Linked DNA regions of Homo sapiens: region 1 is linked to region 2. Evidence: chromatin contacts called from ENCODE Hi-C or POLR2A ChIA-PET data. All regions are on one chromosome and are shown on one strand. Each heading gives the region's core, a stretch centred on a gene start or an enhancer-like site at or near the end of the contact. The rest is flanking DNA. Distances are from core to core; before and after follow the strand shown.

What was found. A loop is a pair of places that touch in the nucleus more often than their neighbours do. ChIA-PET counts read pairs that join two places held with the same protein, here RNA polymerase II (POLR2A). Pooled maps may share reads with other maps.
Region 1: a pooled map shows a loop between it and region 2 (6-fold over the local background). The contact joins two enhancer-like sites. A Hi-C loop is called at or near these places in 1 of 37 single-sample maps with no recorded cell type and 5 of 50 pooled maps. POLR2A ChIA-PET finds 5 or more read pairs at or near these places in 1 of 52 experiments (activated T-cell).

The regions. Positions count from the first base shown.
Region 1 is chr11:86,591,826-86,595,052 of GRCh38, forward strand. The region is part of intron 2 of ME3 (malic enzyme 3); the gene reads right to left. Among named protein-coding and RNA genes, the nearest start is that of ME3, 79 kb to the right of the region's middle. RefSeq lists a silencer at 2,988-3,188. Within about 2 kb of position 1,251, at least 19 of the 41 ENCODE cell types and tissues checked have a DNase peak (open chromatin) inside an H3K27ac peak, as active enhancers do.
Region 2 is chr11:82,970,385-82,973,204 of GRCh38, forward strand. It overlaps RAB30 (RAB30, member RAS oncogene family), which reads right to left. Exons shown (of 5, transcript NM_001286060.2): 5 at 2,749-2,820. Among named protein-coding and RNA genes, the nearest start is that of SNORA70E, 70 kb to the right of the region's middle. RefSeq lists enhancers at 1,296-1,375, 1,436-1,525. Within about 2 kb of position 1,317, at least 5 of the 41 ENCODE cell types and tissues checked have a DNase peak (open chromatin) inside an H3K27ac peak, as active enhancers do.

The DNA of each region.
Region 1 (3,227 bases), core at 1-2,500, 3.6 Mb after region 2:
GAAAGACCTGCTCCTGTGACTCAATTACCTCCCACCGAGTCTCTCCCACAACACGTGGGAATTCAAGATGAGATTTGGGTGGGGACACAGCCAAACCATATCAGACATCTAGAGTCCAGAACTGTGAGAAAATAAATTTCTATTGTTTAAGCCACCTAGTCTGCAGTGTTTTGTTATGGGAGCCTGAGCAAACTAATACACTTCCTATGAAGAAAATCTCACGTGAAGTCCAAGCCTGTCTGGTCTAAGAGAAAAAAGTCACCACCTGAGAACTGGGACCACATTCTTTGTTCTAATTGTTCCAGCTAGTCCAGCTTCTCCACTAACCTACTTAATCATTACAGACATGGGCACTGTGACAATGATGGCCAGGTGTGTTGGGAATTCAATCACTTGAACAAGAATGTCCCTGGGTTATAACATCCAGGCTGCTGCTTTTTTTTCTAAAGCACCAGACAATTGCTTCACAAAGTTCCCAATAACTCAGCTCTCACCACTTGCTCAAAGCCAGTTTCTTAGGCCTTGAGGGGGGGAAATAGGCTATTTAAACTCAAATGACTATTGAGCTTTGTTGACAAAATACCACTTGGAAGAATAATGTAAATGGAATCCATCTTCAAGGAAGCAAATGTCAAGGAGCACTTCACAAAACCCATGTTCCTCTAGCCACAGTGACTTCATTACTACATCTGAGGGGAGAGAAGTGTGAGTTTAATTAGGTAAACATAGAGACAGTGTTTGGGAATCTCATTGTAACCAGTGAGAAGGCAAGGTTTTCATAGACAATTGCTGGATGCAACTAGGTCAGTCTCCAGATCTGAAATTAAACCCTTTATCTAAGGGTTACTACTTAAGCCAGCAACAAAGGAGCATTTTACCCAATTCCCACTCAGATTTAGAGATGTCAAGTTTTCCTTGTTTCTGACTAGCAACAACAGAAGAAATTAAAACAGCTCAGTCTGGAATATCCCAGGAACCCCCAAACTTAGCAAGATTTGGGGAATATACCACCTAGTCACTCCTTCAGAAAGGGGCACAGTGATGGGGGAGAGCACAGAACGCAGGCATCAAACACACCTGCATTTGAGTCCTGGCTCCATGGGTTACTAAGTGTGTGACTGTGAGCCAGTTATTTAACCTTCCATAGGCCTCAGCTCCCTTATCTATTAACCTGGTGAAATGCAGACCCCTCTGCATGGGGTTACAAGGTTTCAGCATGACTGGGTATGAAAAGAGAACAAAGAAGCTTCCTGGAGATGACTGTGGCCTTGGCTCACTGCCAGGAAAATGACTCATTTCTGTATGCCAGGGTTATAGTTCACTGTTACCCTGACAAATGAATGTGGAAGACCCATGATTTCCTCCACCCTCCTTCACTCACATAGTAAAAGTTAGCTACTGCCTGCAACATACCAGGCACCGTACAACACGAAACTGTAGGCTCCCCCTCCAGGAAGTGACAATGTCATTCCTAACCTGTTGGAATTTTAACACCTGTCATAAAAGGATCTCATGATGCTTTGAATACTTTCTCGAAAGGTGTCACATGCTGCAAGAATAGTAAGGACAGCAACAGCTATCATTTCCTACTTGGGTTGCATGTTTAATATTTCGTAAAACAATACTTTCACATATATCATATGAGCCCCACAAAGGCTCCAGAACTTCAGCATACAACCAGTAAGTTGCAGAACTGGATCACAAGCCCGACCTCCATCTCCCTAAGTTCAATAGGAATTTTCTGATACATTTTCTCCCAAGTTTGAAAGTAATATTACGCACAGAAAAGTTGGAAAAAAATAACCACACCTTATTTTCATCACCCAGAGATAGCCACTGTATCATTTTGTTCTATTTTCTTCCTATCTTTTTTCTATGCTTAAAAAAATTTTATTTAAACAAACTTGAGATCATACTATGTATAAAATTTTTTAGTCTTTTTTCCCCACTAAAAATGTTATGATTAGCATTTTCCCACATACTAAAACTTCAGCCTAAAATGTTATTAAAAAACAGAAAAACACAGCAAGCTTTATCTAGTAATTCCTGTTTTATATAATTGTTTCCAAACTTCCACAATTATGAATTATGCTGTAATGAGCACAAAACTTTTTGTTTCTGATTTTTCTTCAGATTGAACTATAAGTGTACTTAAGAGACTGATGACTCATTCTTTCATTCAACAAATATTTAATAAGCACCGACTAGGTACTGGATACCATTATAAACTGACGATACAGTAATAAGGAAACAAAGTAAAAAAACAGACAAGATATCCCTGCCTTCATGAAACTTACATTCTAGAGATATCAACAGTTTTAAGTATCTGTACGCATACTGTCAAATCACTTTTAGAAAGGTCGAACTATTTTATAACTCCAGTACATAAGTAGCTGTCTTACTACATTTTCACCAATGCTGAGTATTATGATTTAAAATTGTTGCTAATTTATAACACTTAATAAAAATATTGCATTCCTTAGAGATTTTTCTCCTTTGCTCTCTACCTCCATATATTCACCTCATCATAAAATACAAGTACATTGAAGAGACATTTAAGTTATCATCCAAAGTTGGTCTCCTAGCTGGGCATAATGACTCACAGCTATAATCCCAGCACTTTGGGAGGCCAAGGTGGGTGAAGCACTTGAGCCCAGGTGTTTGAGACCAACCTGGGCAACATAAAAACACCCCATCTCTACAAAATAATAATAAAAAAATCAGCCAGGTGTGGTGATGCATGCTTATAGCCCAGCTACTTGGGAGGCTGAGATGGGAAGATCACTTGAGCCCGAGAGGTCAACGCTGCAGTGAGCTGTGATTGCACCACTGACACAGCAAGACCCTTTCTCAAAAAACAATACAAAAAAACACAAAAAAACAAAAAAACGAAACAAAGTCTGCTCTCCAAATGTGAAATTTCAAAAGATTTTTCCTGCCTGCAGTGAGAAAATAATCCCAGTCCCAAAGCAGGGATGGCAAGAGTGGAAATGCCTCTGATACTTTGCAAGGTAGCCCTTGAAGGTAGCAAAAAATAATGATGACAAATCAGTGCCTTGTTAGGGCCTGATATGTCTGGGGACTGAGTCAGCAATGAGTTTCTCCAGTGAAATGCTAGGCTTCTGTGGGGGATGAGCTAGGACAAGCCAGGTGGGGACTCTGCAGGGGTGGTAAGGTCAGATTCAAATGAGGCTCTTTCATGAAAGCTCCTGGTCAACTATAGAGCA
Region 2 (2,820 bases), core at 67-2,566:
AAACTAACTTGTCCAAATTCCCTTAGTGGTTAAAACAAAGCAGAATGAAAAAACTTAAAGTGGCATTTGCCTGCCAGTCTTTGCTGCTATGACTTACAAGATCATATTGAGAGGTGACAGCATGCTGGCAGCCCGCGCAGCGTCGCTCGCTCTCGGTGCCTCCTCGGCCTCGCCGTCCATTCTGGCCGCGCTTGAGGAGCCCTTCAGCCCGCCGCTGCACCATGGGAGCCCTTCTCTGGGCTGGCCGAGGCCGGAGCCGGCTCCCTGGGCTTGCGGGGAGGTGTGGAGGGAGAGGGACAGGCGGGAACCGGGGCTGCACGCGGCGCTTGCGTGCCAGCTAGAGTTCCGGGTGGGCGTGGACTTGGCGGGCCCCGCACTGGGAGCGGCCCGCCGGCCCTGCCGGCCCGTGCAGTAAGGGGTTTAGCACCCGGGCCAGCAGCTGCGGAGGGTGCGCCGGGTCCCCCAGCAGTGCTGGCCCACCGGCGCTGCGCTCGATTTTTCGCCGGGCCTTAGCTGCCTCCCCGCGGGGTAGGGCTCGGGAGCGGCAGCCCGCCATGCCTGAGTCTCCCCCTCACCACCGTGGGCTCCTGCGCGGCCTGAGCCTCCCTTACCAGCGCCGCCCCATGCTCCAAGGCGCCCGGTCCCATCGACCGCCCAAGGGCTGAGGAGTCCGGGCAGGCTCACGGCGCGGGACTGTAAGGCAGCTCCACCTGCGCCCCGGTGGCAGATCCACTGGGTGAAGCCAGCTGGGCTCCTGAGTCTAGTGGGGACCTGAGTCTAGAACCTTTATGCCTAGCTGGGGGATAGTAAACACACCAATCAGCACCGTGTGTCTAGCTCAGGTTTGTGGATGCACCAAACAGCACTCTGTATCTAGCTAATCTGGTGGGGACTTGGAGAACCTTTATGTCTAGCTAAGGGATTGTAAATGCACCCATCAGCACTGTGTCTAGCTCAAGGTTTGTAAATGCACCAATCAGTGCTCTGTGTCTAGCTGATCTGGTGGGGACTTGGAGAACCTTTAAGTCTAGATAAGGGATTGTGAATATACCAATTGGCACTCTGCATCTAGCTAATCTAGTGGGGACCTGGAGAACTTTTGTGTCCAGCTCAGGGATTGTAAACGCACCAATCAGCACCCTGTCAAAATGGACCAATCAGCTCTCTGTAAAACAGACCAGTCGGCTCTCTGTAAAATGGACCAATCAGCAGGATGTGGGTGGGGCCAGATGAGAGAATAAAAGCAGGCTGCCGGAGCCAGCAGTGGCAAGCTGCTGAGGTTACCTTCCACACTGTGTAGGTTTTATTCTTTGGCTCTTTGCAATAAATCTTGCTGCTGCTCGCTTTTTTTGGTCCACACTGCTTTTATGAGCTGTAACACTCACCTCAAAGGTCTGCAGCTTCACTCCTGAGCCAGCTAGACCACAAACCCACCAGAAGGAACAAACTCCGGACACGGCGCCTTTAAGAACTGTAGCACTCACCGCAAGCCTCCGTGGTTTCATTCTTGAAGTCAGTAAGACCAAGAACCCACCAATTCTGGACACAATATGAGAATGATATAAAATTGCAAGTATCTGGCTGTTTTTGACTTATAAGAATGCCAATTCCATGTGGTTCAAACTAATATTAATAATGGAACAGGTAAAAACCATGACACGTGTGAATTTAGAAAAGAAATTTCTGCAAACACATTCTTTTAGTGAAGGTGCTAAAATAGCAAAATTAAGAGCCTCCTACCAACTGCAGATAAGCTGACATAGGACAATAACAAAATTATAGCAGATGATTTTCAAAGCCCAATACTTTATAAATACCAAATAATAGTGGCAGAAAGGGTTACAGTTTGCCTATGTTCAATTAACTAAAGAACACTATGCCAGAGAGCCCAAGGTCAAAGGTTTGACCCCTTTGTCATCCTGTTAACTCTATCATGTTTCATGACCTACTGTACTCTTAGTCCAGGACATTCATCTCTGAAATGCACGCCCAAGGCAGAGGGTGAGAGGTAAGGATTGGAGTGGAAATGAATTTCAAGAAAAGGTACAAATCTATGACTTTTGCAGTGGAGATGGGGGCATCTAAAAGGCAGACTCTTGTGCCTGCCCTATGGTACATGTTCAATAAGTGGTGAATAAATGGATGGGTGAAGGAGTGAATGTCCTGCTAGTGATGAGTAATCTCATTACTAATTTTGTAGAAAATCTCTAGTAATATCACGTAATGTGTTTTAGCTGGAAGGGACCTTGAAGCTATCTAATCTGGTGTCCACATTTTGATAGTTGGGAAAAATAAAGTTTAAAATGAAATGACTAACCTAAAGTCACACTGACTGGGACTAGAATTTATGGCTTCTCAATGTCAGAACTGGGACTAGAATTTGTGGTTCCTAGTTCTCAGTGTAATACTCCTTCCAATATATATGATAGGATAAAGGATCTTTCTCACCAATAGAAATAATTAGCATGTAATTTTCACATCCTGAAATAGCAGAGTAGTCTCGTTTAGTGTTTATAATCGGAGGAGGCCTTAAAGATTATCTAATCTAGCCCCTTGTTTTATAAAGTAGAAAACCATAGTGCAAATGTTAAATGACTTGTCCAAAGTTAGCCAGTTAGAAAATCAACATTTAACTCAGGTCTCCAGATCCCCCAGATCCAGGGCACATTTTGCACCGTGCTGAAAGACATTAGTACACTTAAAGTTTGTTTGCTTTTTACATATTTTGATGGCATATGATTCTCCAAATGTGGGCAACAGGAAATGTTTATTTATATACAAGTACATGGGAAAGCAATTTCCATTTAGTTTTTTTAAAAA